Linked DNA regions of Homo sapiens: region 2 is linked to region 1. A link is a loop called in an ENCODE intact Hi-C map of the cell type or tissue named here. Cell type or tissue: chondrocyte. All regions are shown on one strand. Links, peaks and the distances in the headings refer to the core of each region. The heading gives the core; the rest is flanking DNA. Region 1 overlaps DDI2 (DDI proteasomal shuttling factor 2). Region 2 holds the start of AGMAT (agmatinase (putative)).

Region 1 (15,012 bases), core at 9,221-14,220:
GCTTGCAGTGAGCCGAGATAGCGCCACTGCACTCCAGCCTGGGCGACAGAGTGAGACTCCGTCTCAAAAAAAAAAAAAAAAAAAAAAAACAAAAAAAACTGAAAAGAAAAAGAAAACTTTCACATAAAGGATCAAGAATCGGAACAGAATCCAGCCTCACTACAGCAACACTGACAGTGAAAAGGTTAAGGGGCAATGCCTCGAAATTGTGAAGGAAAATGATTTCCAACCTAGGCAGACCAGTATAATGTAGGGAAAAAAGACATGTCTGATAATTAGTCTCAATTTACTCCCATGCACCTCTTCTAAGAAAGTTACTGGATGATGCACTCCAATAAACTGAGGGGCAGATAAAAAAGAGGAAGACAAGGGATTCATGTAATCCAACACAAGACAGAAGAGAAAGGAATCTGTAGGACTCAGTCAAGTTAAATTCCAAAACAGCAGCTCTGAAGCAGGCCTGAAACTGCCAGTCCAGGCTCAAGAAGTATCTTTGATAGGATGAAATGTAGAGGCTATTGGATGTGCTTGAAGGGAGATTTACATAATTAGGAAATGTCTGGGATGAATACTACGCAAGAAACCAAGTAAGAAAAACAGGACAATTATTAATTCTAAGAGAAAATAATACTAGCCATGAAAGAAAAGCAATCACATTCAATTAGATAGCTCAGCTCTCAAACACAGTCATATGAGTAAACAGCAAAATAAACATGTTATTTAGAAATATGGAGGTAAGTATAAAAATAAATCAGCTAAAATGACGGAAAGGGATTATATTTTCAGGAAATAGAAACGTAGAGGAGACTACTTGTTTGCAACCAGCAGAAACACATAACTTTGACGGAACACAGGATTTAAAACTTCTAGAAATTAGGCTTGCTAGCTCAGACATACCCACACAAAAGAAATTTAAAACAACAACAACAAAATAACAACAAAAGACCCTCTAAAAACTTGAAAATCGACTACCCTACCTACAAATAGCCTACAGAAAGACAGCAAGCCCCAGTGCCTTTTGCTCACCTAGATGTACCCTTCCAATAATCTTCTGGGTGCCCACTCCTTTGGCAATCCCTGCCCACCGACGGTCCACCAGTCTCATTATGTTACACCTTTCTGCACAAGCTTGGCTCATGATAGTCATCTGGGCACCTGGAGGAGTAGAGAAACATCAGACAATAAAAACAAAATCCACTTTGTGAGAAGACTCAAAATATAGCACTAAATAATAACAAAGCGAAAACCAAGCACACCCCAAGGCTTTGGTCTCTATAAACTCATTTCTACCTAGCAAGTGCCCTGCCTGCCTAATTCAACTTTCAGTTCTACTCTGTAATCTGAAACATGATGTACAATTTGACATTGAGGGAAGAATATTCTGTAGCGATGCAATAATTAAATGACATTTTAAGACTTTACCAGTAGAAAGCAGTGATGTCCTGCGTCTACAGATGGCAATGCTAAATTAGCAGTACTTTGCACTTCTTACCGAGTATCTCTAAGCCGTCGCCTCCTGGCTTCAAACGATTCTCCTGCGTCAGCCTCCTGAGTACCTGGGATTGACAGGCTTGCGCCATCATGTCCAGCTAATGTTTTTTTTTTTGTTGTTGAGACAGTCTCGCTCTGTCGCCCAGGCTGAAGTGCAGTGGCGCAGTCTCAGCTCACTACAAGCTCCACCTCCCGGGTTCACACCATTCTCCTGCCTCAGCCTCCCAAGTAGCTGCGACTACAGTTGCCCACCACCACACCCGGCTAATTTTTTGTATTTTTAGTAGAGGTGGGGTTTCACTGTGTTAGCCAGGATGGTCTCGATCTCCTGACTTCGTGATCCACCTGCCTCGGCCTCCCAAAGTGCTGGGATTACAGGCGTGAGCCACTGCACCCGGCACGTCCAGCTAATTTTTGTATTTTTAGTAGAGATGGGGTTTTACCACGTTGGCCAGGCTGGTCTGGAACTCCTCACCTCAAGTGATCTGCCCACCTCAGCTTCCCAAAGTGTTGGGATTACAGGTGTGAGCCACAGTGTCTGGCCCTATCAAGTTGTTTTTATATCAAATTTTGGGCTGGGTGTAGTGGCTCATGCCTGTAATCGTACTTCAGGAGGCCAAGACGGGAGGATCACCTGAGCCAAGGAGTGGAAAACCAGCTTGGGCAACATAGCAATATCCCGTCTCACTATGTAAACAAGTAAGTACATTATTTACTACTTTATCTGCTCAAAAAGTAAAATTAAAAACAAAAACCCCACACTGGGACACTATAGTCTACTATTAATAAATCATGCAGTCTTCCAAAATTTAGAAGTGGACTCCCATACTCTGCTCCAACAATCAGACTCTCTTCCCTTTAAATATGAGGGCACTTAGGTTATTTTCTCTCCCAGAAACATGTACACGGCGGGTTGGCCTATGTAGAAGACAGTCGCTTCTGTAATCTTTACAGTCCTAATTTCTCCCTGAAACTCTAGTTCTACATTCTTGTGCACTGGACATTTCTGTCAAAGCCAACAGGCATAAAACTCTTTCTCCCCAAATAATTCTCACTTTGGATTTCTCTGTGTTTGCCAATGGGATTATTTTCTTGCAGCCATAAAACCTGGGCACTGTTCACTTTTGACTCTTCTCCTAGTCTTTCTTCTCTCAAACCTGTAAATAAGGTCTATGCAATTTCTGCTATTTCTGATGCCCTTTCTTCTCCTTTTTTTTTTTTTTTTTTTTTGAGACTGAATTTCACTCTTGTTGCCCAGGCTGGAGTGTAATGGTGCAATCTCGGCTCACTGCAAGCTCCACCTCCTGGGTTCAAGCGATTCTCCTGCCTCAGCCTCCCGAGTAGCTGGGATTACATGCAAGTGCCACCATGCCCGGCTATTTTTTGTATTTTTAGTAGAGATGGGGCTTCAGCATGTTGGCCAGGCTGGTCTTGAACTCCTGACCTCAGGTGATCCACCTGCCTTGGCCTCCCAAAGTGCTGGGATTACAGGTTTGAGCCACTGTGCCTGTCCTGATGCTCTTTCTTCTAACCATAGTGATCAGCCTGGCTCACACTGCCATTCCCTTGCAAAAGGACAATTGTTCTGGCTTCCAAACCACTCCGTGGATGCGTAATTTAAAGCAAGGATATTGTTGTGACCCTTAGGGGTACAGAATTTTCCAGATCTGTGTCTACCTTTAGTTTTCCTAAAATGTCACTTTTTTTTTTTTTGGAAACACAGTCTTGCTCTGTTGCCCAGGCTGGAGTGCAGTAATGTGATCTCAGCCCACTGCAATCTCTGCCTCCCAGGTTCAGGCTATTGTCCTGCCTCAGCCTCCTAAGTAGCTGGGATTACAGGTGTGCCACCATCATGCCTGGCTGATTTTGTGTTTTTAATAGACATGGGGTTTCACCATGTTGGCCAGGCTGGTCTTGAACTCCTGACCTCAAATGGTCTACCCGCCTCAGCCTCCCAACGTGCTGGGATTACAGGTTTGAGCCACTGCACTGGGCCAATAGCACCATTTTCAAATCACTTACTTCTTCATCTGCTTAAAAGTCCTCAATGGTTTCCACTCCTTATGAGATTAGTTTCAAACCACCATCACCACAGCTTCAGATCCCACCCCATCCTGGCTCCACCATTTCTTTCCAGCCGTACATTCTAACTACTCTAAACCCTCTGCTTCAGCAGGAGGAATATGTCCCCTTTGCCATTCACTCACTTTGACCCTCCTGTAAAATGGTCCCTGCCCTGCTTTTTTTCCTGAATTCCACCGATGCTTCAAGATCTAGCTCAAGACCCACTTCCTCCCTAACTGACTGCCCTTTTGCAATGACCTCGCCTCTCACTCAATTCCAACACTTCCTGCTCATATTACTCACAGGTACCCTACACTTTATAAGTAATAAAAGTTCTTGGCATTTGAGAAAGATTAGATTCAAAAAGGCCCAGAAATAATGAAGGAAAAGGGAATTTGGAAAGGCAATTCTCTCTTTTCTTCCTCCTTCTTAATTTACAAAAGCCAAGTTATTAAAGTAAGCAACCCAGGATGAGAAGGGCCCCTTTCACTGCTCTCCTGCATTTTCCAAAGCCTCAGCTCAAATGCTGTCTTCTGGAAAGACTCTCCTGAGCACCTCGGTCAGAGTGAGAATGTGGTCTCTACAGCCATCCAACATTCACCTGATTTTTGCACAGTGGTTGAGATTTCTGGCATCAAGGGGACCTGGGGCTGAATCCAAAGCCCACCACTCACGAACTCTGTATACCTGGAAGCGTGACTTGATCCCTCTAAGTTTCCTTATGTGTAAAAGACAGAGTAGAGAATGTGACCTCTCTATATCTAAGTTTTCTTATGGATAAAACAGGAATTATAGAACAAAGTACATAGAGATATTCTGAGGATGAAATAAAATTGAGTAAGATGATTATATTAAGCACCTAGCATGGTGCTTGGCACACAATAAGGAATCAATACACACTGAGTATTCTATTAGCGTCTTCTATGTATTTGTCTCTCACTCACACGGGGACCTCTGAGGCTCCAGTCACTAAGTCTTATCACCAAGCACTCAGCACAAGGCCCTACCCACAACAGATATTTTTTAAACTGAATAATTTCAGTTTTTTTTTAAACTCCCAGGAATGTCTGTATCTCAAGATACAAACTCTTTTTTTTTTTTCCCCCGAAGGCAGGGTCTCACTCACCCAGGCTGGGGCACAGTGGCACAATCACAGCTCACTGCAAGCCCTGACCTCTGCCGTCACCACAGGCTCAGGTGATCTTCCCACCTCAGCCTCCCCCGTAGCTGGGACTATAGGTACGCACCACCACACCCGGCTAATTTTTGTATTTTTTGTAGAGGCGAGGTTTCCCCATGTTGCCTAGGCTGGTCTCAAAACTCCTGGGCTCAAGCAATTCTCCCACCTCACCCTCCCAAAATGCTGGAATTACAGGTATGAGCCACTACACCCAGTCTCAAGGTACAAACTCTTAATGAGAGTTGAGGCCAGGAGTTCCCAATCAGCCTACACAATACAGGGGAACCCTGTCTCTACAAAAAGTTAAAAAATCAGCCAGGTATGGTTGCACATGCCTGTGGTTCCAGCTACTTGAGAGGCTGAGGCTGGAGGATCACTTGAGCCCAGGAGTTGGAGGCTGAAGTGAGCTGACTGCACCACTGCACTCTAGCCTGGGTGACAGAGACCCTCTCTTTAAAAAATGAGAGAGAGAGAGCTGAAACCCAGCATGTGCTCAGGAATGTGTAGATGAACAAATGAAAGAAAATACTTTTTTTCTTTTTATATAGAAATACACAGTGAAGGGGGAAAATATTATTTGAGCAAGGAATTTTTCTACTCTAGGAACTCACCTATCTTACAGCCTTGAGTGAGACAACCCAGAATTAAGATGTATGAGACCACTCAGTCATACACCCACAAAATGCTGCATGGTGTAGTCTTACTAAAAAGCAAACGGTTGTTACTGACAGAAAAGGTGCCAACTAGTATGTGAATTAACTGAACCCTCAAGCAGAAGAATCCCTGTCTCCTTACTTGGTTGTTAAGTTCTTTAAGGGTAAGAACCATACCCAGATAGCCTTACACTCCTCCCAAATCTTGGCAAAGTGCTGGTGCACAGGCCAGGCTGAAATGTGTTTGACCTATACTCTACACAGCTCCTTTTATAGCTCCTTCTTCTAAACCTATGTATTCCCAGTTTTTTACAGAAACATCCAAGAAATTCAGGATGCTAGATAAGGGGAGTTAGGAAGAAAAAGGAGACACCACAAAATACAAAACTGGTTAAGAAATGATTAAAGAAAGAAACCTAATACCAACAGAATGCCTCGCAAGTGAAACAGTAAGTCCCACGCTAGTGAGTTAGCAGCCTAAAGAACTACAGCCATCTGGGCCAGGCACGGTGGATCACTTGAGGTCAGGAGTTCAAGACCAGCCTGACCAACACGGTGAAACCCCATCTCTACTAAAAATGTAAAAATCAGCTGGGCGTGGTGGTTGGCGCCTGTAATCCCAGCTACGTGGGAGGCCGAGGCTGGAGAATCGCTTGAACTGAGGAGACAGAGGTTGCAGTGAGCCAAGATCACGCCACTGCACTTTGGCCTGGGTGACAGAGCAAGACTCTGTCTCAAAAAAAAAAAAAAAAAAAAAAGTACAGCCATCTGAACGGATGCTTGAGCCTCCCCTTCTCCCGTGTCAGGTAAAGATGTTGGAGGGGAGACCAAGAAATAAAAGACAGAGACGTCACCTGAGTCAACAAAGGCTTTCACAGGATGTCCATTCACTTTGCAGTTAATATAAAGCATCACTACTTGGCCAAAACTTTCCGGAGCCTCTTCCATAGCTATTGTCATGTTTTCCTCAATGTTCTGTTGCCTGTAACAGAACAAGACCAGGGACACTGAAAGCATTAATTCCATGGAGAGAAATCAGTTTCAAAGTCACAATATTAAAAAACAGATTTGTACATATCTTTTGCCCCAAGCACAGCAGCCGAGTCATAGAAAAATTGGTGCTATATGGGGCAAGAGATCATTTCCAAAGAGGCAGTAAGATGAACAGCTGGCAGAAAATCTAAAGGCATAAAAATTACCCTTTGTAAAACACTAAGCCGCCTTTCTATGCTCAGAAATAAGAAACTGGAGAGCAAGGGTTACAACCCCATTTTTCTGGCAGAATGTTAGAATTTCGGGAATGTTCCAATTTTAACTGAGGATTTACTGGGTATCTGAATACATTTCCTAAGCCCAGAACATTACAAAAAGTTCACAAACAGAAAACACAAATATTTCAACGTCTTGTGCTGCATCTGCTGCTTCATCTCCAGGACTGGGTTTTCTAATCTGTACACTAAGGATAACTGTTACCTAGGTTGCCAAGAGGTACAAAGCATCTAGTATACAGTGCTCATATAACAGCTTATGCTACAAAAAAATTGCACCCATCACTTAAAACTACATGTGTTTCATAGTTCATTTGATCCATGAAATAATTTGTTTAAAAATTCAACATGCTGGCCGCACACGGTGGCTCACGCCTGTAATCCCAACACTTTGGGAGGCCAAGGCGGGTGGATCACCGGAGGTCAGGAGTTCAAGACCAGTCTGGCCAACATGGTGAAACCCCATCTCTACTAATAATACAAAAACTAGCCGGGCATGGTGGCATGCACCTGTAATCCCAGCTACTCAGGAGGCTGAGGCAGTAGAACTGCTTGAACCCGGGGGGCGGAGGTTGCAGCCAAGATCGCACGACTACACTCCAGCCTGAGCGACAGAGCGAGACACCAAAAACAAAAAAAATCAACATGCCAGGTGCAGTGGTTCACACCTGTAGTCCCAGCACTTTCTTTGGAAGGCCAAAGTAGGTGGATCCCTTGAGCTCAGGAGTTTGAGCTCAGGAGTTTCAAACCAGCCCGGGCAACATGGTGAAACCCCATCTCTCCCCACCAAAAGGAAGGAAAAGAAAACAAAAAAATCAACACAACTCTAATTCTTACACGAGAAAAGCAACAAAAGGGAGTTCTTGCTTACTCCAACATCTCATGTTTATTCCCAATTTTTTTCTACTCCCTTAAAACAGCATGAATCAATCTCCTTTTAAAAACATTATCAAATACTACCAACATTAATGGAAACTAGGTCAGCGGTTGGGCAACTTACCTGAAGACTGAGACACTAACAGAACAGCTTCTAAGATTTGGGATAACCTACACTGTAAATCCAGGGTTGGTAAATCATAGCCTGCTGTTTAGGCAAAAAAAGTTTTATGGAAACACAGTGATATAGTGCATTTACATATTGTCCTATTGTCTATGGCTGCTTTCACATGGCAGTGGCGGAGCTGAACATGAGCAACACAGATTGTATGGTTTGCAAAGACTAAAATATTTACTATCTGCCCATTTATAGAAAGTCCACTAAGGCCTGGCACAGCAGCTCATGCCTATAATCCCAGCACTTTGGGAGGCCAAGGCAGGCGGATCACTTGAGGCCAGGAGTTTGACACCAGCCTGGGCAACACAGTGAGACCCTATCACTATAATTAGCTGGGCGTGGTAGCACAAGCCTGTAGTCTCAGCTATTCAGGAGACTGACGCAAGAGATTGCTTGGGCCTGGGAGGCTGAGGCTGCAGTGAGCTAGGATGGCACCACTGCACTCCAGCCTGGACGACAGAGCAAGATACTTTTTTTTTTTTTGCCCTGTTTTATGGTGCTGACCCTGTCTCTTCAACAAACAAACAAACAAAAAATAAACCTCACACCAAGCGTGGTGGCTCACACCTATAATCCAAGCACTCTGGGAGCTGGACAAATCACTCGAGCCCAGGACTTCAAGACACGACTGGGCAACACGGCGAAACCTCGTCTCTACAAAATACAAGAAAAATTAGCCAGGTGTGGTGGTGTGCCTATAGACCCAGCTACTCAGGAGGCTGATGGGGGAGGATCACCTGAGCCTAAGAAGTTGAGGCTATGAGCCATGATCGTGCCACTACACTCCAGCCTAAACGTCGGAGGCCCTGTCTCAAAACAAACAAAAAAAACTCTGCTGACTCCTGCTCTAACTACAGTTTCTGTTCTTTTCATAATAATCATCTAGCTCAAGTGAACTGATAGCTTTATCAGTCATTTTGCAACAAAATTTAAACTCAGAAAGTCAAAAGCACCTTCCTTTAGGCAAATATGAAAGCTATCGAACCTGTGTTCACCTACCCTGTGTAATCACTGGTGTAGCAAGCCATATGAAACTTTAATAGACATTTTATATAATTACACAGGTTTTATGCTATTGCACATTATTAAACATAGAAATAACCTAAAATTAATTGTATACTTCATCTTGCATGGACTCCAACCCAAATGAGTTTCAACAAAAAATCCTCTGCAATAACACCAGCTACTTTGGCTTTTCTGGGGTCCATATGTAGAGAGTCTCTTCAGAGGTACAAGGTTTTCACCTTTCAAAGAATGGATGTGGCCAGGCGCAGTGGCTCACACCTGTAATCCCAGCCCTTTGGGAGGATGAGGAGGGTGGATCACCTGAGGTCAGGAGTTTGAGACCAGCCTGGCCAAGATGGTGAAACCCCATCTTTACTAAAAATACCAAAATAGCCGGGCGTGGTGGTACATGCCTGTAATCCCAGCTACTCAGAAGGCTGAGGCAGGAGAATCGCTTGAACTTGGGAGGCGGAGGCTGCAATGAGCCGAGATCGTGCCACTGAACTCAGGCCTGGGCGACAGAGCAAGACTCCGTCTTGGGCCTGGGGTGGGGAAGAGAATAGATGTGTCACCCTATTTCCTTCATTCAAGCCCTAGAAAGAAACATGAGCCTTATGGACACTCTCTATTTCACTTCTATTCTTATTTATTTTTTTGAGATGGAATTTCGTAATGACTTAGGGCTGTCAATTAATTCTAGTGTACAATTATATTTCTTTTTTTTTTTTTCCTAAGATGGGGGTCTCACTCTCTTGCCCAGGTTGGAATGCAGTGGTACAATCATAGCTTACTGCAGCCTCCAACTACTGGGCTCAAGTGATCTTCCTGCCTCAGCCTCCTGAGTAGCTGGGACTGCAGGTGCATGCCACCACACCTGGCTAATTTATTTTATTTTTTGTAAAGACAGAGTCTCACTTTGCTGCCCAGGCTGGCCTCAAACTCCTGGCTTCAAGCAAAGTGTTGGGATTACAGGCATGAGCCACCAGGACTAGCCTGTATTTCTGATTTCAAATGTAGTAAGAAGAGTAAGAGGCAGGACATGGTGTTCACACTTGTAATCCCAGCACTTTGAGTGGCTGAGGTAGGAGATCAATTGAGGTCAGAAGGAAGATCAATTGAGAAGAAGGACGGGCTAAGTGCAGTGGCTCATCCCTATAATCCTAGCACTTTGGGAGGCTGAGGCGCGTGGATTGCGTGAGCTCAGGAGTTCAAGACCAGCCTGGGCAACACAGTGAAATCCTGTCTCTACAAAAAATGAAAAAATTAGCTGGGCGTGGTGACAGATGCCTGTATTCCCAGCTATTCGGGAGGCTAAGGTGAGAACACCTCAGTCTCGGGGAGGTCCAGGCTGCAATGAGCTGTGATTGTGCCACTGCACTCTAGCCTGGGTGACAGAGTGAGACCTTGTCTCAAAAAAAAAAAGATAAAAAGAATAAGAAGTTTAAAAAAGCATGATTTAATTTCTAAGTTGATAGATAGTGTAATACAATGACCAAGTTAGGCTTCATTTAAGTAACCGGAATGATGACACGGTCCCTAAAAGGCCAAGCAGTCTAAGTGTAGTAAGTATCGTTGCTGTTATCTTCTTCTTAGTTATACTAAGTTCTTCACAATTAGCAACAAAAACTGACTTGAGGCAGGAAAAGCAGCTGTCCTTTTTTTCAGAGAATGACTGAACAGAATCTTGCTTGTGACTATCAGTGTGACTGAGGCCGGAACAGCGTCACTGTCCTTGCTTGAGCTCCATGCCCGACAATTCTGATTCATCAGATTTGGGAGAAGAGTCCAAGCATCTGCATTTTTAAAAGTTTCTCATGTGATTTTACTATAGCCCCAGGTGAGAACCACCGCATTACAGAAACTGAGAGCTGGAAACATGTCCAGCATTCAGTTTATCCACTGAGGCCAGTACAAGAAATGCAGCAGGAAAACAGACTTAGGACTACCAACGTTCCATCGGCGCAGAGCCCTCTCTAATCCAATCATGTTTAAGCCCTGGATTTAATCAGGACTTATACAATATGTCTAAAGAAAGAGAGTCAAATCAGCCCATGTAATATGCAACCAGCCTTGTGGTCTCACCAGATGGTGGCTTCTGCTCAGTCCGGGGGTCATTTATCTAAAGCTGTGTTATGATGCTCTGTCTGCTAGTCAGGGAGTCCTCCTTAAAATTTTAGAAAGAAAGTCATTAAACTAAGCACCTATATCTTTGTCATGTCAAATCGAAATGCATAGAAAATGAAAGAGGAGAGACTAACCTAAAAGACTGAGGTTACTATCTCAACTGCAAAACAGAGAAGCTACCTCCAAGCAGATGCCCAACCAATGTCAGATAACCTGCAGTCTGGGAAATCTGGAGTCTCTAAGTTTTGTTCTTTAGATGAACAGGTCTTTACCTTATATCTTCTTCTATCTTTGCCTGAGCTTCAAGGTCAAAGGGATCAGCAGAAAACAGACGAATCCTTTCTTGCTCTCTCCGGGCTCGGTCCTGCTGCTGCTCCACCAGGACTCTAGAAAATTTCTCTACAAAAATAAGGGAGAAAAATCTTAAATATCACTATATTTTCAACGTTTATCAGTACTTTTCCACACCAAACAATTTATCAAACTACATCTGTAAGAGATGCAGAGAGGATGCCTAAAGCTTATTTAAAATGAGCAATTACATTTACTTTCTGTTCTCTGAGTCAAGGCTATTTCATCATTTAAATTCAGTGTAAAGAAAGTATTTGTGGCTGGGTGTGGTAGCTCATGCCTATAATCTCGACACTTTGGGAGGCTGAGGTGGGAGGACCGTTTGAGCCTAGGAGTTCGAGACCAGCCTGGGCAACATAGCAAGACCTTGTCTCTACAAAAAATATAAAAATTAGTTGGGCGTGGTGGTGCATGCCTGTAGTCCCAGCTACTGTTGGATGGGGGTTCAAGGGTGGGGGGATGGCCTGAGCCCAGGAGGTCGAGGATGCAGTGAGCTGTGATCGCACCACACACTCCAGCCTGGGTGACATGGTGAGACCCTGTTTTTTTTTTTTTAAAAAAAAAAAAAAAAAAAGTATTTGCAAAAATTTTTTATAAGAAGTTATCTATCATATTGTTTCTACTCAGAGGTAACAACTTTCCAATTTAAAATGGTGGGGAGTGACCATGTGGCAGATCAATGTCTCCACTCCTCCATTCCTCATTGTTCTCATTATCCTACTACCTAGAAACAAAATACAGCATTATATAATCTCCTTTTCCTCTTCTAGTTTCATTTCTTTTATAACATGCCCTGCCTTAAGCCAGATACATTAAGTATAAACTATTTTTAGTCTACCTATATTTTGTGTGTGTTCTGATGAATTAATAGGCAGGAAAATTAGTAGAGAAAACACTGCTTGCTATAAGATGTATGTTACAACAAGAACCTATTTTGCAATTTCTTTTTTTTTGAGATGGAGTTTCGCTCTTGTTGCCCAGGCTGGGGAGCAATGGCGCAATCTTGGCTCACTACAACCTCCACCTCCCAGGTTCAAGTGATTCTCCTGCCTCAGCCTCCCAAGTAGCTGGGATTACAGGTACCTGCCACCACGTCCAGCTAATTTTTGTATTATTAGTAGAGACTGGGTTTCACCATGTTGGCCAGGCTGGTCTTGAACTCCTGACCTCAGGTGATCCACCGTGCCCGGCCTATTTTGCAATTTCTTAAATGGTGGTACATTTAAGTGTGCAAACTTAAATGCCCCATCATCACCATCTTTGGTGATTAGATATGCTGATATAAGAGATTAAAAGATATTATGACAATGGTTATCTGAACTACTAATGCACACAATACAGATGGATCTAAAAAGCATTAAGTTGAGTGAAAAGCCTAACACGAGCTGGGAGTGGTGGCTCACGCCTGTAATCTCAGTACTTTGGGAAGCCGAGACGGGTGGATCACGAGGTCAGGAGTTTGAGACCAGCCTGGCCAACATGGTGAAACCCAATCTCTACTAATAATACAAAAATTAGCCGGGTGTGGTGGTGCACGCCTGTAGTCCCAGCTACTTGGGACACTGAGGCGGGAGAATCGCTTGAACCCAGGAGGCGAAGGTTGCAGTGAGCAGAGATCGCGCCACTGCACTCCAGCCTGGGAGACAGAGTGAAACTCCGTCTCAAGAAAAAAAAAAACAAAGCCTAACACGAAAGAGCAGACACTCTATTATTCCATATACATGAAGTTTAAAAATACGGGAAACTAAACCATAAGATTATCAAAACAGTAGTAACCTATAAGGAGAGGAGATTGACTAGAAAGCAACACAGTGGAACTTTCTGGAGTGAGAGAAATGTCCTGTGTCTTGATTGGGGTTACAGGAGTTTGTCAAAACTCAAGGAATTGTATATTTAAAATCTGAGTACTTCGCTTAAGGTAAAGATTGCCAATTTAAAGACAGTCAATTGAGGAATGAGTCATTAAGTGTCTGTTATGTTTTTAGACTTAACCCAATTTAACTCATAAACCCAAGAGTAAAATGAGAGTAATTTACAGAGAAAACTCGATTCATAAAGATGGCTACAAGTTAGCTGGGTGCAACTGCTCATGCCTGTAATCCCAGCACTTTGGGAGGCCAAGGCAGGCAGACTGCTTGAGCCCAAGAATTCGAAAGCAGCCTGGACAACATGGCAAAACTCCATCTCTACAAAAAATACAAAAAATAACTTGGAGTGGACTGAGGTTATGGTGATTCCATTTTGCCATACAGGGCACTGAACCTTCCTGGCATCAGCTGGCATCAGCTGGCTTGTTGATGATCTCTTTAATTGAAGATCTAACTAAGGTTAAAATATCGGTACTGGCTGGGCATGGTGGCTCACACCTGTAATCCCAGCACTTTGGGAGGCCGAGGCAGGCGGATCACGAGGTCAGGAGATCGAGACCATCCTGGCTAACACGGTGAAACCCCGTCTCTAATAAAAATACAAAAAATTAGCCAGGTGTGGCAGCATGCGCCTGTAGTCCCAGCTACTTGGGAGGCTGAGGCAGGAGAATGGCATGAACCCGGGAGGCGGAGCTGGCAGTGAGCCAAGATTGCACCACTACACTCCAGCCTGGGCGAAAGAGCAAGACTCCGTCTCAAAGAAAAAACAAAGAAACAAACAAAAATCAGTACCTAGGTTATCTGCTGCCAAAAACAATGAGGAAAACAAAAAGTAAACCAAGGGGGGTGGCCTAGATGGATTTCACTGCTAAAACTCTATTGCTGTTTCCAAGTAACTCAGCCTTTGACTTTAGCACTAATTTACCTCTCACAGAGAAAAAACTGGTATGTTCAATAAATCATGTGACACAGTGTCGCTTGAGTCTCTTCACATTTGCTATGACACAGCTTCTTCACCTCAGGCCAGCCTAATAGCCTTCCAAATTTATAAGCTTACCAAGGTCTCCACTGAGCAGAGCTTCTGCCAGGGGTGGATTGCGTTCCTTCAGCAAGGACAGCTCATGCGGGTTGGCCAGCAACATATCTCGGAGCAAGGCTGGATTGTCCAAGCCCTGAGGAGATGAAGTTATTTCTCCAGGAGATGAGTGGGACTGCTGTGTTCCTGGTGGCTGGCGCTGCCGGGGACTTGATGTGCCAGGCACAGCTATACTACTGAAATCTATTCGGGGTAAGTCTGTTGGGGAAAATCAATTCAGTTTACTCAAATTACTCTACAAAAACAAGCACTTGAAGGAAACAGCAGAACACTTGCTCATACATGGTATATGACAGCAGCAAAGGTAACTGTAGACTTTAACCTTGTTCTTTCTCATGATGACTCTGAATATAAAGACTGCCGGCTGAGAGTGAATCGATAGAAGAAGAAAAATAGGGGGAAGGTGATGGTAGTAACTCCAAATTTTTAGCTTATAAAATATCTCACAATAGACATCAGGTTTTTAATTTATGTTTTTAAATCATTAAAGTGGCCAGGCGTGGTGGCTCACACCTGTAATCCCAGCACTTTGGGAGGTCAAGGTGGCTGGATCACCTGAGGTCAGAAGTTCAAGACCAGCCTGGTCAACATAGTGAAACTCTGTCTCTACTAAATATACAAAAATTAGCTGGGCGTGGTCGCAGTCACCTGTAATCCCAGCTACGCAGGAGGCTGAGGCAGAAGAATCACCTGAACCCGGGAGGTGGAGGTTGCAGTGAGCCGAGATGGCGCCATTGCACTCCAGCCCAGGCAACAAGAGCGAAACTTCATCTCAAAAGAAAAAAAAAAAAAAAAATTAAAGCTAGTTTCAATAAATATAATTGCATAAGTCTGGATGTTGTTCTTGAGAAAAATCCT
Region 2 (15,012 bases), core at 1,169-6,168, 48 kb after region 1:
CTGGTCGGGGAGTCTTCCAAATTGTGGAAACGTTGTTTGTAAACCTTGTTCTTCTGCTCTTTGCAATAGCTCTTGCTGCTGCTCACTCTTTGGGTCTGTGCCGCCTTCATGAGCTGTGACACTCACCGTGAAGTTTTGCAGCTTCGCTCCTAAAGCCAGCGAGACCACGAACCCACTGGGAGGGACAGCAACTCTGGACGCGCCACTTTTACGAACTGTAGCACTCACCGCAAAGGTCTGCAGCTTCACTCCTGAGGCCAGCGAGACCACGAACCCACCGTGAAGGAACGAACAACTCCAGACGCGCCGCCTTTAAGAGCTGTAACACTGCAAAGGTCTGCAGCTTCACTCCTGAAGTCAGCGTAGACCACGAACCTAGCAGAAGGAAGAAACTTCGGACACATCTGAACATCTGAAGGAACAAACTCCGGACACACTATCTTTAAGAACTGTAACACCGCGAGGGTCTGTGGCTTCATTCTTGAAGTCAGCGAGACAAAGAACCCACCAATTCGATACACTGGGACCACAGGTGTGCACCACCAGTCTTGGCTAACTTTTGTATTCTTTGTAGAGACAGGATTTCCCCATGTTGGCCAGGCTGGTCTCAAGCTCCTGGACTCAAGCCATGTGCCTGCCTTGGTCTCACAAAGTGCTAGGATTACGGGCATGAGGCACCGCACCCAGTGAGACCCTATTTCTACAAAAAATACAAAAATTAGCTGGGCATAGTTGTGTGCACCTGTAGTCCTAGCTACTTGGGAGGCTGAGGCAGAAGGATTGCTCAAGCCCAGGGGGTGGAGGCTGCAGTGAGCTATGACTGTACCACAGCACCACAGCCTTCATGACAGAGCGAGACTTCTATCTCCCTTAAAAAAAAAAAAAGTTCAGGGTCTTTTGAGGGTGGGCTTCTACTGAACATTGGACATGTGGAGCTGAGGGCTGGGGTGGAGCACTGCAGGCAGACAGAAAAGCATGAACAAAGGAAAGGAGGCAAGAAAGTGGGGGCTGAGGCAGCTGACCATGGGCTGGAGGAACAAGCCCGTGGAGCTGCAGAAGGGGAAACACAGGAAGAATTGGCTCCAGGAAGCATTACCGGGCAGGCATATGTATGGTGATACTAGTGAGAGTGAGATCAGCTGGAAAGCTGGGGTGGGAAGGCCTGGACCAGAGTAACAGCAGAGGAAATGAGCAGAAGGCTTGGGGGCAGGAAACCATCAGGACTTCTTAAATTTGGGGGCGTAGAGCAGGATCAGAGACAGGGAGGTGGAAAGTCGCTGGCTGAACTTGCAGCCCACCCCAGGTGCTGTCAAGCATCCAGGTCAGGGTTAGAAATTGGTCGCCTGGAGCTCAGGGCTGGGATTTGGGCTTGTGGTTGACCTGCCTATGGGTGAAAGTCATCACCTCCGTATTAAAAGGGATTGCCAGCCGAGAAGGAGCCACGAAGGTGGAAGGAGACCAGGGGAGTCCCAGTCAAGAGGCCGCCTGAGGAACGTTTCAAGGAGAGAGGGTGCTCAGCAGTAGTGGATGTTGGGGACACCTCATTGGAACGCCTGGCACATAGCGGACACTCAATATTTGTGAGCTGAATGAAAGAAAAACCCGGAGTAAGAACATGATACATTCAGGACAAGCAACATGAAAGAAATAGCAGTTGAATTTGGGAGTCAAGAGAATAACTGAGACCCTTTAAGTGGCATAAGGGAGAAAAAAAGGAAAAAATAACTGAGAGATTGTTGCATTTGTTCCAGAAAATGGCTGGGACCTGCCCCAAGGCCAACACTAAGCACTGATAATTGACCATTAGGAAACTCTGTCCCGACCTGCAGAGTGGAGGCTCCACTCCAGAGTGGAGGCTGGAGTGGTGTGGGGTTTAATGTGCAACCTTTTTTTTTTTTTTTGACAGAGTCTTGCTGTGTTGCCCAGGCTGGAGTGCAGTGGCGCGATCTTGGCTCACTGCAAACTCCACCCTCCCGGGTTCACGTCATTCTCCCGCCTCAGGCTCCCGAGTAGCTGGTACTACAGGTGCCCACCACCACGCCTGGCTAATTTTTTGTATTTTTAGTAGAGATGGGGTTTCACCATGTTAGCCAAGATGGTCTCATCTCCTGACCTCATGATCCGCCCACCTCGGCCTCCCAAAGTGCTGGGATTACAGGTGTGAGCCACCGCGCCTGGCCTAATGTGCAACCTTTGTGTAGAGGTTGCAACGTAAATGCAAATGTGAGCCTTTTCCATTCAATCTCAACATTTAGAGATCAGAAAAAATAATATATATAATACTGCTAAATGGCTCACATAATTCCATTACAAATCACTTCTTTCTTTCCACGTGTGTTTTTCTTTCCCCTTAGAAATAAAGAGGATGTAACAGGTTCTCTGGCACTGTGACCTTCCTTACAGCTTGCCTGTAAGTCCTTTATTTATTTATTTATTTATTTATTTATTTATTTATTTATTTTTGAGACGGAGTCTTGCTCTGTTGCCCAGGCTGGAGTGCAGTGGCCTGATCTCAGCTCACTGCAAGCTCCGCCTCCCGGGTTCATGCCATTCTCCTGCCTCAGCCTCCCAAGTAGCTGGGACTACAGGCACCTGCCACCATGCCCGGCTAAATTTTTGTACTTTTAGTAGAGATGGGGTTTCACCGTGTTAGCCAGGATGGTCTCGATCTCCTGACCTCGTGATCCGCCCGCCTCAGCCTCCCAAAGTGCTGGGATTACAGGCGTGAGCCACCGCCCCTGGCCTCTAGTCCTTTTTTAACAAGGTTATTTAAAAAGACTTTACTGGCCAGGCGCGATGGCTCACGCTTGTAGTCCCAACTACTCGGGAGGCTGAGGTGAGACGATTGCTTGAGCCCAGCAGTTTGAGGCTGCAGTGAGCTATGATTGTGCCACTGCACTCCAGCCTGAGCAACACAGCAAGACCCTGTCTCAAAATAACTAGCTAGCTAGCTAAGTAGCTAACTAACTTTACTGCTTCTTGAGATTCCTATCCCTGGACATTTAAAAATACATTATTTAAAAAAATGCATTTCCTATTTTTCTGGCTTAGAGAAAGATCATTTTCCTTCATATCTTTCTGGCTTTAAAAATATTACTCTGGGGTGGCTGCTGTGGCTCACACCTGTAATCCCAGCACTTTGGGAGGCCAAGGTGGGAGAATCACTTGAGTCCAGAAGTTGGAGACCAGTCTGGGCAACACAGTGAGACCGTCTCTATAAAAACAAACAATTACTCTGAATGGGAGAAGAGGCTGCTGAAGGCCACAGTGGGGAGCAGGGCGCAGACACCCCTGGCACAGTGCCGGCCAGTGGGCACCCCCAGCCTGACTCTATTTGCCAGAGGCTGAAGTCCAGAGGGGTTGAGGGGAGAGCACGGCAGGTCCTGGGGCCCCTCCCCCGCCTTGATCCTAGGGCGCCCCTGACCTTTGAGCCGGCTCGGGTTCCGGCTCTGGCGCGTGCACACTCGCCTCGCCGTTCGGGACCAGCCAGATCGCGGCGGCCTCGCGGGCGGTTTGGTCGGTGAGGTCTTGGCCGCGCGCGGCAATGCTGAGGCTGCTGGCGTCCGGGTGCGCCCGGGGCCCGGGGCCCGGCGTGGGCGCGCGTCCTGCCGCAGGGCTCTTTCATCCGGGGCGCCGCCAGAGCCGCCAGGCTTCCGACGCGCCCCGGAACCAGCCCCCCAGCCCCGAGTTCGTGGCCCGGCCGGTGGGCGTCTGCTCCATGATGCGCCTGCCGGTGCAGACCTCCCCCGAGGGGCTGGACGCTGCCTTCATCGGGGTGCCCCTGGATACTGGGACCTCCAACCGGCCTGGGGCGAGGTAAGGCCGGAAGGACGGGGGCCGGGTACACGTGGAGGGACTGCTTGCTGGCTGTCGGGCATGGAAAGCACCGAGACAGGCGCCCCTGCTGGCCCCGGGTCGAGTTGGAAGCTGGTGGCCGGCTCCAAAATGCCCCTTATGGTTTGAGATGGTTGATTTACCTGGACCCTCAATAAGCAAACCCCAGGGCTCAACATGGGCGTGGCCTCCCACATCTTAGTGTCATCATTGGTCAAGAAGGGATTTTGGCCGGCCCGGTGGCTCATGCCTGTAATCCCAGCACTTTGGGAGGCTGAGGCGGGCGGATCACGAGGTCAGGAGTTCGAGACCATCCTGACCAACATGGTGAAACTCTGTCTCTACAAAGGTACAAAAAAAAGAAAAAAAAAGCCGGGCATGGTGGCGCGGGCCTGTAATCCCAGCTACTCGGGAGGCTGAGGCAGGAGAATCGCTTGAACCCGGGAGACGGAGGTTGCAGTGAGCTGAGATTGCGCCACTGCGCTCCAGCCTGGGCAACAGAGTGAGACTCCGTCTCAAAAAAAGAAAAAAGAAGGGATTCTGGAGCCTGAACCTTCTCTGTGTCCCCATCCTGGGGCCTTGCTGGGATGGCTGCTGTGGATTCCTCCCCTCTCCTCTCCCCAGCTTACAGTGGCAGGTGACATTGCATTTGAGAGCAGAAACTGGCTGCCCCTTCCCCAAATCTGAAGATGTCACCTGACTCAAGAAATGCTCAAATGAAGGCAATTTTCCTAGGATCAAGTCGGAGGAAGCAAAATTCATCTTCCTAGTTATTGAACGTCAGCAATTTCTGATTCAGCTCAGCAACACTATATCTGACCGTACTGATCTGAATTATGAAAGCCAGCACTTATTAAATGTCTCCTAAGTGCAAGGTGCTTTGCATAGATTACCTCATTTAATTTTTACTACAGTGCAAGGTAAATATTTTACAAATTAGGAAACTGAGACTCAGGTAGATCATGAAATTCACTAATGCCATTTAGTACACTTATTTAGTCTCTTCGATACATAGCCTAGATCGGTGATTCTCAAGTGGGGCGGTTTTGCACTCCGGGGACATTTGGCAGTATCTGGAGGCGTTTTGGGTTGTTACACCTTGGAGGAAGGGTGCTACTGGCACCTAGTGAGTACAGGCCGGGATGCTGCTAAGCATTCCATTATGCAATGCCGCGACACGGAATCATCTGGCCCCAAATTGCTGAGGCTGAGAAGCCCTGGCCTAAGCAAAGCCTGAAATCTCTGCAGATGATGGCTGACAGGATGATTCTTCCTTCTGCAGATTCGGACCTCGCCGCATCCGGGAAGAATCAGTGATGCTTGGGACAGTCAATCCTAGCACGGGGGCCCTCCCCTTCCAGTCCCTCATGGTTGCAGACCTAGGCGATGTGAATGTCAATCTTTACAACCTTCAGGACAGCTGCCGGCGAATTCAAGAGGCCTATGAGAAAATTGTAGCAGCTGGCTGTATTCCTCTGACCTTGGGTAATGTCAGTCTGCAAGAGCCAGAGTAGTTCCCTGCACTCAGGGTTTACTTATCCTGTACTCAGGGGCTTGAGTACAGCTACTTCTCCCCTGCAAGCCACTGCAAATGTGCAGACAGTAGGAAAGAGAGCATTGTAATTCATTTATTTTAATCCCTGGGGAGAGAATATTTCACGTGTGTGTGTATGTGTGTGTGTGAGACAGTCTCACTCTGTTACCCAGACTGGAGTGCAGTGGTGCAATCTCGGCACATTGCAACCTCCACTTCCTGGGTTCAAGCAATTCTCCTGCCTCAGCCTCCCAAGTAGCTGGGATTACAGGCGCCCACCACCATGCCTGGCTAATTTTTGTATTTTTGGTAGAGTCGGGGTTTTGCCATGTTGGCCAGGCTGGTCTTGAACTCCTGACCTCAAGTGATCCGCCCACCTTGGCCTCCCAAAGTGCTGGGGTTACAGGCATGAGCCACCGCGCCTGGCCAAGATGATGTTTCTAATGACTTTATTTGCGAGGAGAACTGCAAAGAGGGTGTTTTTGTCCTGCTCAGGGTCTACATCAACCTATAGGGCAGCTTTCCCCTTATCCTCACCCCTGACCCACTCTCACTTTTTCTCTTGTTCACAAATACTTAAAATGACAGGGATCTTTTCCTAAATATCCAAATTCATTTTTGCCAAGTTAGAGAGCCTAGCCTGCATGGCATAGTGGGAGGAGTGTGGTTTCCCGATGGCATGGTTTGAAGTCTCAGCTGCACTTCTCCCTAGCAATGTTGCTGTATACCGTGCTTGATGCTTCACACCCTCACCTGTAAGATGGGAATGATCACAGTAACACCTACTCACTGCATGATGTGAGGGGCATATAATGAAAGTGCACATGAAATGCCCAGCATCAAGCATGGCATATCTTTTTTTTTTTTCTTTTTTTTTGAGACAGAATTTCACTCTTGTTGCCCAGGCTGGAGTGCAATGGCACGATCTCGGCTCACTGCAACCTCCGCCTCCCGGGTTCAAGCAATTCTGTCTCAGCCTCCTGAATAGCTGGGATTATAGGCGCCCGCCAGCATGCCCGGCTAATTTTTATATTTTTAGTAGAGACGGGGTTTCATCATATTGGTCAGGCTGGTCTCGAACTCCTGACCTCAGGTGATCTGCCCACCTCGGCCTTCCAAAGTGTTGGGATTACAGGCGTGAGCCATTGCGCCCGACCTATGCATGGCATATCTGAAGCTTCAATAAATGTTAACTGTTATTATTATCAGAAAGAATACTTTCCTAGGTCTGTGCTGTCCAGTAAGGTAGCCACTAGCCACATGTGGCTACTTAAATTCTTTTTTTTTTTGAGACAGAGTTTTGCTCTTGTTGTCCCGCTTGGCTCACGGCAACCTCCGCCTCCTGGGTCCAAGTGATTCTCCTGCCTCAGCCTCCTGAATAGCTGGGATTACAGGCGCGTGCCACCACGCCCAGCTAATTTGTTGCATTTTTAGTAGAAATAGGGTTTCAACATGTTGGCAAGGCTGGTCTCGAACTCCTGACCTCAGGTGATCCGCCGCCTCAGCTTCCCAAAATGCTGGGATTACAGGCGTGAGCCACCACGCCCGGCCTAAATTCAAATTAATTAAAATAAAATATTCAGTTTCTTAAGTCATATTAGCTACATGTATGTCACATGTGTGTCACATGTGGATAGTGGCTACCATATGGGCCAGTGCAGATAGAACATTGTCATCATCATAGAAGGTTCTATTGAACAGAGCTATTCTAGGCATTTTCCTAGAATACTGTGAAAAGGCAATTCCTAGAGTAGCTCTTAACTTGTCTAATTTCCTCTTTTATTTATTTATTTTTGAGACACGGTCTCACTCTGTCACCCAGGCTGGAGTGCAGTGGTGCCGACATGGCTCGCTGCAACCTTGCCCTCCCTGGGCTCAGGTGATCCTTCCACTCCAGCCTCCCGAGTAGCTGGGTCTACAGGCGTTTGTCACCATGCCCAGCTAATTTTTGTATTTTTTGCAAAGACGGGGTCTTAATGTATTACCCAGGTGGACCTTGAATTCCTGGGCTCAGGCGATCTGCTTGTCTTGGCCTCCCAAGGTGTGAGCCACTGCGCCTGGTCTATTTTTATTTTTATTTTTTAGAGACGTGGTCTTGCTGTGTTGCCCAGGCTGGTCTCAAACTTCTAGGCTCAAGCTATTTATTTATTTATTTTATTTTATTTTTTGAGATGGAGTTTCACCCTTGTTGCCTAGGCTGGAGTGCAGTGGCGCGATCTTGGCTCACCGCAACCTCCGCTTCCTGGGTTCAAGTGATTCTCCTGCCTCAGCCTCCAGAGTAGCCGGGATTACAGGCATGCGCTACCATGCCCGGCTAATTTTGTATTTTCAGTAGAGACGGGGTTTCTCCATGTTGGTCAGGCTGGTCTTGAACTCCCAACATCAGGTGACCTGCCCGCCTTGGCCTCCCAAACTGCTGGGATTACAGGCATGAGCCACCGTGCCCAGCAAGCTATTCATTTTTTTGAGATAGTGTCTTACTCTGTCGCCCAGGTTGGAGTGCAGTGGCACGATCACAGCTTACTGCAGCCTTGACCTCCCAGGCTCATTCAGCATCCTGCCATTCTATAAGATCTTACTGTAGCTGTGGTTATAACTCCCCCCAGGCTGAAAGGGTGAAAATTGAGTTAAGATTATTCAGCTGGGCATGGTGGCTCATGCCTGTAATCCTAGCACTTTGGGAGGCCAAGGCGAGTGGATCACTTGAGGTCAGGAGTTTGAGACCAGTCTGACCAACATGGTGAAACTCCGTCTCTACTAAAAATACAAAATTAGCCAGGTATGGTGGTACACACCTGTAATCCCAGCTACTCGGGAGGCTGAGGCAGGAGAATCGCTTGAACCTGGGAGGCAGAGGTTGCAGTGAGCCGAGATTGTGCCATTGAACTCCAGCCTGGACAACAGAGCAAAACTACATCTCAAAAAAAAAAAAAAAAAAAAAAGATTATTCTATGTAATCCTCCAATTCACTTTCCAGATGTTTTCTTCTTCCTCTTTGCAGGTGGAGATCACACAATCACATATCCCATATTGCAAGCGATGGCAAAAAAGTAAGTCTCAAATGGCTTGGGCCCAGCAAGATTTCAAAAGCCAGAAGCTAGGGAATGAGTTATTTGCTGTTTGGTGGCATTAGGTGACTGCTGCTGGCTCAGGTTATGAGCTGCTTCTGGGGATCAAAATTAAGGTTGAGCTCCAGGTGTCTCTGTCAGTCAGCAGCTAGAAGCCAAGACAATTTATTATTAACAGTTCTGGCCACCCTCCCTTGCCCTAGATCTCTCCTGGTATGTGTGCTCAGCATTTTCAACTTGCTTCTGTTTTTGGAAGATGAGCCTCTAGTGAAATACACAACCTCAGTTAACTTCAGTTTCTGTTTTGCTTCAATGGCCAAAAACAAACACTGACAGGCACAATGGTGGACCTTGCTGAGAGGCCCTTGTTTCCTCCTGAAAGGGCACCTTTCTCAATCAAAAGACTGATTTGCCAGTAGTGGAAGTCTACCCAGGATTGGCCGACTTTGGCTAATTTAGTTTGAGAAAGAGACAGAAGGACCCGGGTGGAGGGTGGCAGCTCCAGAATGTGTCTGTGGAAGCACATGTGGGTGGCATTCTGGTTGGAGGTGGGAGGGTGCAGGTCTTTGCTCAAAGCTGCATTTATTCCTCACGGATTTGGATCAGATGTTTATTTTGGGTGGCTGGCAGGGGTTGATGGAGGTTATGGAGAGAGCTGGATTAAAGCTTCCTCTTCCTCGGTTGGAGAAAGGGTGTGTCTTGGTTTAGTTAAGCCTTCAGCCAAGCTCCCCTGTGCCACCACCCTTGATTCTCATCCTGTCTCTAAGTGAAGCAAATTCTGGGTGATAGGTGTGGGTGGCAGCCAAAACATGTCTATTTCCTGCCTGACTTCTGTGAGTTTATTGTTCCTCTGAGATGCAAAGTGATCTCAAGAAGACAGGAACCAGTTGCAAGGCAGAAAACGGATGCCAGGTCTCCCCTTTTTGGCTGTGAATTGTCACCAAGTTTTGGTGGCCCGAAGGGTGGCTGTGCTAGGGCCCCACAGGGAGGGTTGGCCTCTGAGCTGCCCTGTTGTCATCAGGCATGGCCCAGTGGGGCTGCTGCACGTGGATGCGCACACGGACACGACCGACAAGGCCCTAGGAGAGAAGCTCTACCACGGGGCGCCCTTCCGCCGGTGTGTGGATGAGGGTCTCCTGGACTGTAAGCGTGTGGTGCAGATTGGCATCCGGGGCTCTTCCACGACCTTGGATCCCTACAGATACAACCGGAGCCAGGTGACAGACCGAATGCCCCCCACCCTTGCCCCTCAAAATGTCTTCCTCTCCGTTGCCTCACCAGTGGCAGCCAGGGATTGAGCGGGGGCTTTACTAATCAAGTCTGAAGCAGGGATACAAGGCTGAGTTTGCATCATCAGGGGCATAAGGAGCATAGGAGTGAGGAAGTTGGTTTATGGGCCATGGGAAGTCTATCGCTGGGCGGGGGAGACAAGCAGAAATCGACCAACCCCTCGGACGGTGCTGGCTTAGAAGAGGGGAGGAGGCCGGGCACAGTGGCTCACACCTGTAATCCCAGCACTTTGGGAGGCTAAGGTGGGTGGATCACCTGAGGTCAGGAGTTCGAGACCAGCCTGGCCAACATGGTGAAACCCCGTCTCTCCTAAAAATACAAAAATTAGCCAGGTGTGGCGGTGCGCACCTGTAATCCCAGCTACTCGGGAGACTGAGGCAGGAGAATTGCTTGAACGTGGGAGGTGGAGGTTGCAGTGAGCTGAGATCGCGCCACTGCACTCTAGCCTAGGTGACAAAGTGAGACTCCATCTCAAAAGAAAAAAAAAAGAGGGGAGGAAGTCCGGACCCAAGATGAGTTGCCACCTTCTTAGTTCTGGTCCTCGTACCCTCTAGGCAGAATGGCTCTCAGATAGACGTGTATGACAAGACCCCAATGGAACAGACCCAAATCCCTTGCTTTTAGAGCGTGCCAAGGCCAGTCTTCTGGACAGAGCAATTCAAAAGGTGCTAGCGTGAGCTGCTGTTTCCCACTCTTGCTTTAGCAAAGCTTCTCTCTGATTCCAACTCCATCAGTCAGCTTTGACCCTGCTTCCTTACCACTCATTGTCCCTCCCTTCCTCACCTGTAAAATAGGATAGTTCCCTCTTCATGGAGATGGAGGGTCAAGTGTCATGTGCACACAGAGCTGAGCATGGGGCTGGCAAACAGGAAATGCCCTGTAAATGCTGCCAGACAGAAACCTCAGTCCCTGTCTCTGCAGGGCTTCCGGGTAGTCCTGGCTGAAGACTGCTGGATGAAGTCGCTGGTTCCTCTGATGGGGGAAGTCAGGCAGCAGATGGGAGGCAAACCCATTTATATCAGCTTTGATATTGACGCTCTGGATCCTGCCTATGCGCCAGGGACAGGGACACCTGAAATTGCTGGTCTCACTCCTAGTCAGGTAAGGAGATTCCACCAGTGAAGATCCTGGGGGTGGAGACACTTAACACCCATTTTCCTGGGACTTGAAGCGAATCTTTAGGAATCAGGATAGGATTTTTGTTTGTTTGTTTGAGACGGAGTCTCACTCTGTCGCCCAGGCTGGAGTGCAGTGGTGCGATCTCGGCTCACTGCAACCTCCGCCTCCCAGGTTCAAGCGATTCTCCTGCCTCAGCCTCCTGAGTAGCTGAGATTACAGGCACATGCCACTACGCCCGGCTAATTTTTGTATTTTTAGTAGAGATGGGGTTTCACCATGTTGGTCAGGCTGGTCTTGAACTCCTGATCTCGTGATCCACTCACCTCGGCTTCCCAAAGTGCTGGGATTACGGGTGTCAGCCACCGCGCCTGGCTGCCAAGGTAGGATTTTAAGAGCAGAGCACCTAGGCCTTTTCTGTTCTCTGGGCTGAGGATAAGTTTGAATACCCTCTTACTGAAGGGTGATTGATTTTGGCAAGGGCCTTCATTTCCTATCTGGGATATAATAGTCCCTTATTTTGTCCTTTATTTGCTCTTCCTGCCTTCAGTTCATCTGTCATGAAAACAACAGTTCATAGGAACAACATTATAGTATCCTCTCTTAAGAACACTAAACTTGGCCGGGCACGGTGGCTCACGTCTATAATCCCAGCACTTTGGGAGGCTGAGGTGGGTGGATCACGAGGTCAGGAGATCGAGACCATCTTGGCTAACACGGTGAAACTCCGTCTCTACTAAAAATACAAAAAAATTAGCCGGGCGCGGTGGCGGGTGCCTGTAATCTCAGCTACTCAGGAGGCTGAGGCAGGAGAATGGCATGAACCCGGGAGGCAGAGCTTGCAGTGAGCCGAGATAGAACCACTGCAGTCTGGCCTGGGCGAAAGAGTGAAACTCCATCTCAAAAAAAAAAAAAAAAAAAAAAAAAAAGAACACTAAACTTGGCCAGGTGTCGTGGCTCACGCCTGGAATCCCAGCACTCTGGGAGGCCGAGGCGGGTGGATCACAAGGTCAGGAGTTCGAGACCAGCCTAGCCAAGATGGTGAAACCCTGTCTCTACTAAAAGTACAAAAATCAGCCCGGCACGGTGGCAGGCGTCTGTAATCCCAGCTACTTGGGAGGCTGAGGCAGGAGAATTGCTTGAACCCTGGAGGCGGAGGTTGCAGTGAGCTGAGATCGTGCCACTGTACTCCAGCCTGGGCAACAGAGCAAGACTCCACCTCAAAAAAAAAACCAACCAACCAACCAAACAAAAACACTAAACTTGGCCGGGCGCAGTGGCTCACACCTGTAATCCCAGCACTTTGGGAGGCCAAGGCATCAGGCGGGTGGTTCACCTGAGGTAGGGAGTTTGAGACCAGCCTAACATGGAGAAACCCCATTTCTACTAAAAATACAAAATTAGCCGGGCATGGTGGCGCATGCCTGTAATCCCAGCTACTCGGGAGGCTGAGGCAGGGGAATCACTTGAACCTGGGAGGCTGAGGTTGTGGTGAGCCGAGATCATGATATTGCACTCCAGTCTGGGCAACAAGAGTGAAACTCCATCTCAAAACAAACAAAAACACTAAACTTATCTTTTTAGGGTTAAATTTAAATAAAAGTGCATACAACGGGCCAGGCGCGGTGGCTCAGGCACTATCCTCAGCACTTTGGGAGGCCAGGGTGGATGGATCGTTTGAGCCCAGGAGTTTCAGCCCAGCCTGGGCAACATAGTGAGATCCCATCTTTACTAAAAATAAAAATAAAAATTAGTCTGGTGTGCTAGTGTGCACCTGTAGTCCCAGCTACTAGGGAGGCTGGGGCAGGAGGATCAACTGAGCCTGGCAGGTCAAGCCTTCAGTGAGCCGTGATCATACCACTGCACTATAGCCCGGGTGACAGAGACCCTGTCTCAAAAATAAATAAATAAATAAATAAATAAATAAATAAATAAATAAAAGTGCATGTGATGGCACAATTACCTGCCAAGGTAAGCTCAAGAGTTTTAGAAACACCCAAATAAAGCTCCAATAATGTGTGCTGGGAGTAAATGCACGGGGGCAGAATGGTTATGACTAGAATCTCCCCAAGGGCAGGACCTATGTATTGTTCCCTACCTTGTCCTTGGAGCCTAGGACAGTGCCTAATACAAATAGTAGGCACTCAAAGACATTTGAGAGTAAATGAATGAAGACTGCTTAAACCTAATCAAGTACCTTACATCCTCTAAGATCTTAAAGGAGGGTGGCCATAACTCTCTCTCTTGAAATGGCTGTAACCATCCTCTCTTCTCATGAGGGATTTCTGAAACACATTCCTCATCCCTCTGCTTAGCAACCTTCTGGGCTTTTCACCTGCAGGATGGGAACCCTTTCAGACAAGGTCACTCTCTTCCCATCAGTCTCCCTCACTTACTCTGTCTTCTGGCCACATCTTACTACCTGAACTTTTCCCATCTTGGTGCCTTTGCCTGTGTTTTTCCCTCTGCCTGGCCTATCCCTTGAACTGGGTATTTCCACCTTGGGGAAGCCTTACCCACCTCTCCAGGCTATTACCTATGCTGATACCATTCTGGGCTTGCTTTCCTTGAAGCCCTTGGTGCATGACATTGAAACGATTGGTTTCCTTGTCTCCATCACCACACCATGCAGCCCTGAGGAGCAGGGACTGTGTACGCATTATCTGTTTCTCTGGGAGGCCTGCCAGTGTGCCTGGCAGTCAACAAATGTTTATGGAGGGAAAGCCAATTCCAAGTCAAAGGGTGGCGTGGGCTGGGAAAAGCTCTACTGGGTGCTTTTCACTGTAAATGATTACCACTGTGGACAACTCAGTCTTGATCTTGAATAGGCTCTGGAGATCATCAGGGGTTGTCAAGGCCTGAACGTGATGGGCTGTGATCTTGTCGAAGTTTCACCACCGTATGATCTTTCTGGTGAGTAAGCAAAGAGACTGAGATCCATGGGCAGCCGGTAGCTTAAATTACACGAAGCTAGTTAATAAGTAGAAAATGGGGCCAGGCATGGTGGCCCAAGCCTGTAATCCCAGCACTTTGGGAGGCCAAGGTGGGCAGCTCACCTGAGGTCAGGAGTTCAAGACCAATTTGGCCAACATGGCGAAACCCCATCTCTCTAAAGATATAAAAATTAGCCAGGTGTGGTGGCACACACCTGTAATCCCAGGTACTCAGGAGGCTAAGGCAGGAGAATCGCTTAGAACCTAGGAGGCGGAGGTTGCAGTGAGCTGAGATTGCGCCACTGCACTCCAGCCTGGGTGACAGAGCGAGACTCCATCTCAAAAAAAAAAAAAAAAAGATGAGTCCCTTATATGACTTGGGGAAGCAGCTGAGCATGTCCAATGGTGAAGAAAACACACCTATTACTGCACACCTTACAAACATGAGCTCATTAACCCTAACAAAACCCCCAGGAGGTAGTTAAGTATCATTAGCTTGCCCACCAATCAGCAGAAGAGAAAGAAACCAGCCTGTAGTCTAGTGACAGGGTGGCCCAATCCCCGTCTCCTTTGATGTTTCATTGCAAAGTGAATTCTAAAGCATAAATAATATATGTTAATATTTATCAAATAGGAACTTAGCTGGTTAAGATCTTCAAAGCAGACGCCATCCCAATAATTTTAATGTAGACAAACTTATGGAATTAGGCCTATCGACCTCAGAGGATAGATAATACAGTACACATCATTATTATAGGTTCTCCTTTGGGAAAAATCTGTTCTCAGAGTAAACAAAGAACTTTCTGAATTTTAAAATATGATTCCCAAATGATGCTTGATGGAGGCAGAGAGCCTGGGCAAGCGTGTTCACAGCTGGCGGGCACCCTAGAGGGGTGCACAAGACAGGGCTCTGGAAAAGGAGGCACAAGGGGAAGAGAAAGCTGAGGAGTCCCAAGGCTTGGCTCAGCGGGTCGTCTGCAGGGTATTCATGTGAGGTTTTACTTTTTCTTAGGGAACACAGCCCTGCTGGCGGCTAACCTGCTGTTTGAGATGCTATGTGCTCTCCCCAAAGTGACAACCGTCTGAGTCTTGTGCTCTTCAAGACAAAACAGATTGCGTCGCTGACAAGTTCTCAAGAAGAACTTATGAGTAAGCAGTCTGAGAACTAAAGAGTTTATGCCAAGAAAACTTTCTGCTGAAAGTGTCATTGCTGGCTGTGAAGTCGGGATAATCAGTA

What was found. Hi-C counts contacts between places; a loop is a spot of excess contacts. Peaks named below come from ENCODE experiments on the same cell type or tissue, not always from the same donor. Only the 100,000 strongest peaks of a DNase experiment are listed, where the experiment ranks them.
Region 2: it touches region 1 in a loop (4-fold over the local background); 4 of 110 quality-filtered maps call a loop at or near these places.

Annotation. Positions count from the first base shown.
Region 1 is chr1:15,629,665-15,644,676 of GRCh38, reverse strand. DDI2 (DDI proteasomal shuttling factor 2) reads right to left here. Exons shown (of 10, transcript NM_032341.5): 3 at 14,116-14,352; 4 at 11,112-11,238; 5 at 6,243-6,370; 6 at 1,027-1,155. Among named protein-coding and RNA genes, the nearest start is that of DDI2, 20 kb to the right of the region's middle. In chondrocyte, for the core only: no CTCF peak of the experiment used is centred there; no DNase peak of the experiment used is centred there.
Region 2 is chr1:15,573,500-15,588,511 of GRCh38, reverse strand. AGMAT (agmatinase (putative)) reads left to right here and starts at 3,461. Exons shown (of 7, transcript NM_024758.5): 1 at 3,461-3,816; 2 at 5,117-5,319; 3 at 8,370-8,418; 4 at 9,458-9,653; 5 at 10,648-10,827; 6 at 13,671-13,755; 7 at 14,788-15,012. The coding sequence starts at 3,545. The coding sequence ends at 14,861. It overlaps LOC124903854 (a long non-coding RNA gene), which reads left to right. Exons shown (of 3, transcript XR_007065483.1): 3 at 70-290. RefSeq lists a silencer at 3,479-3,808 and an enhancer at 3,919-3,968. In chondrocyte, for the core only: CTCF peaks have their summits at 3,684 and 3,889; a DNase peak (open chromatin) is centred at 3,842.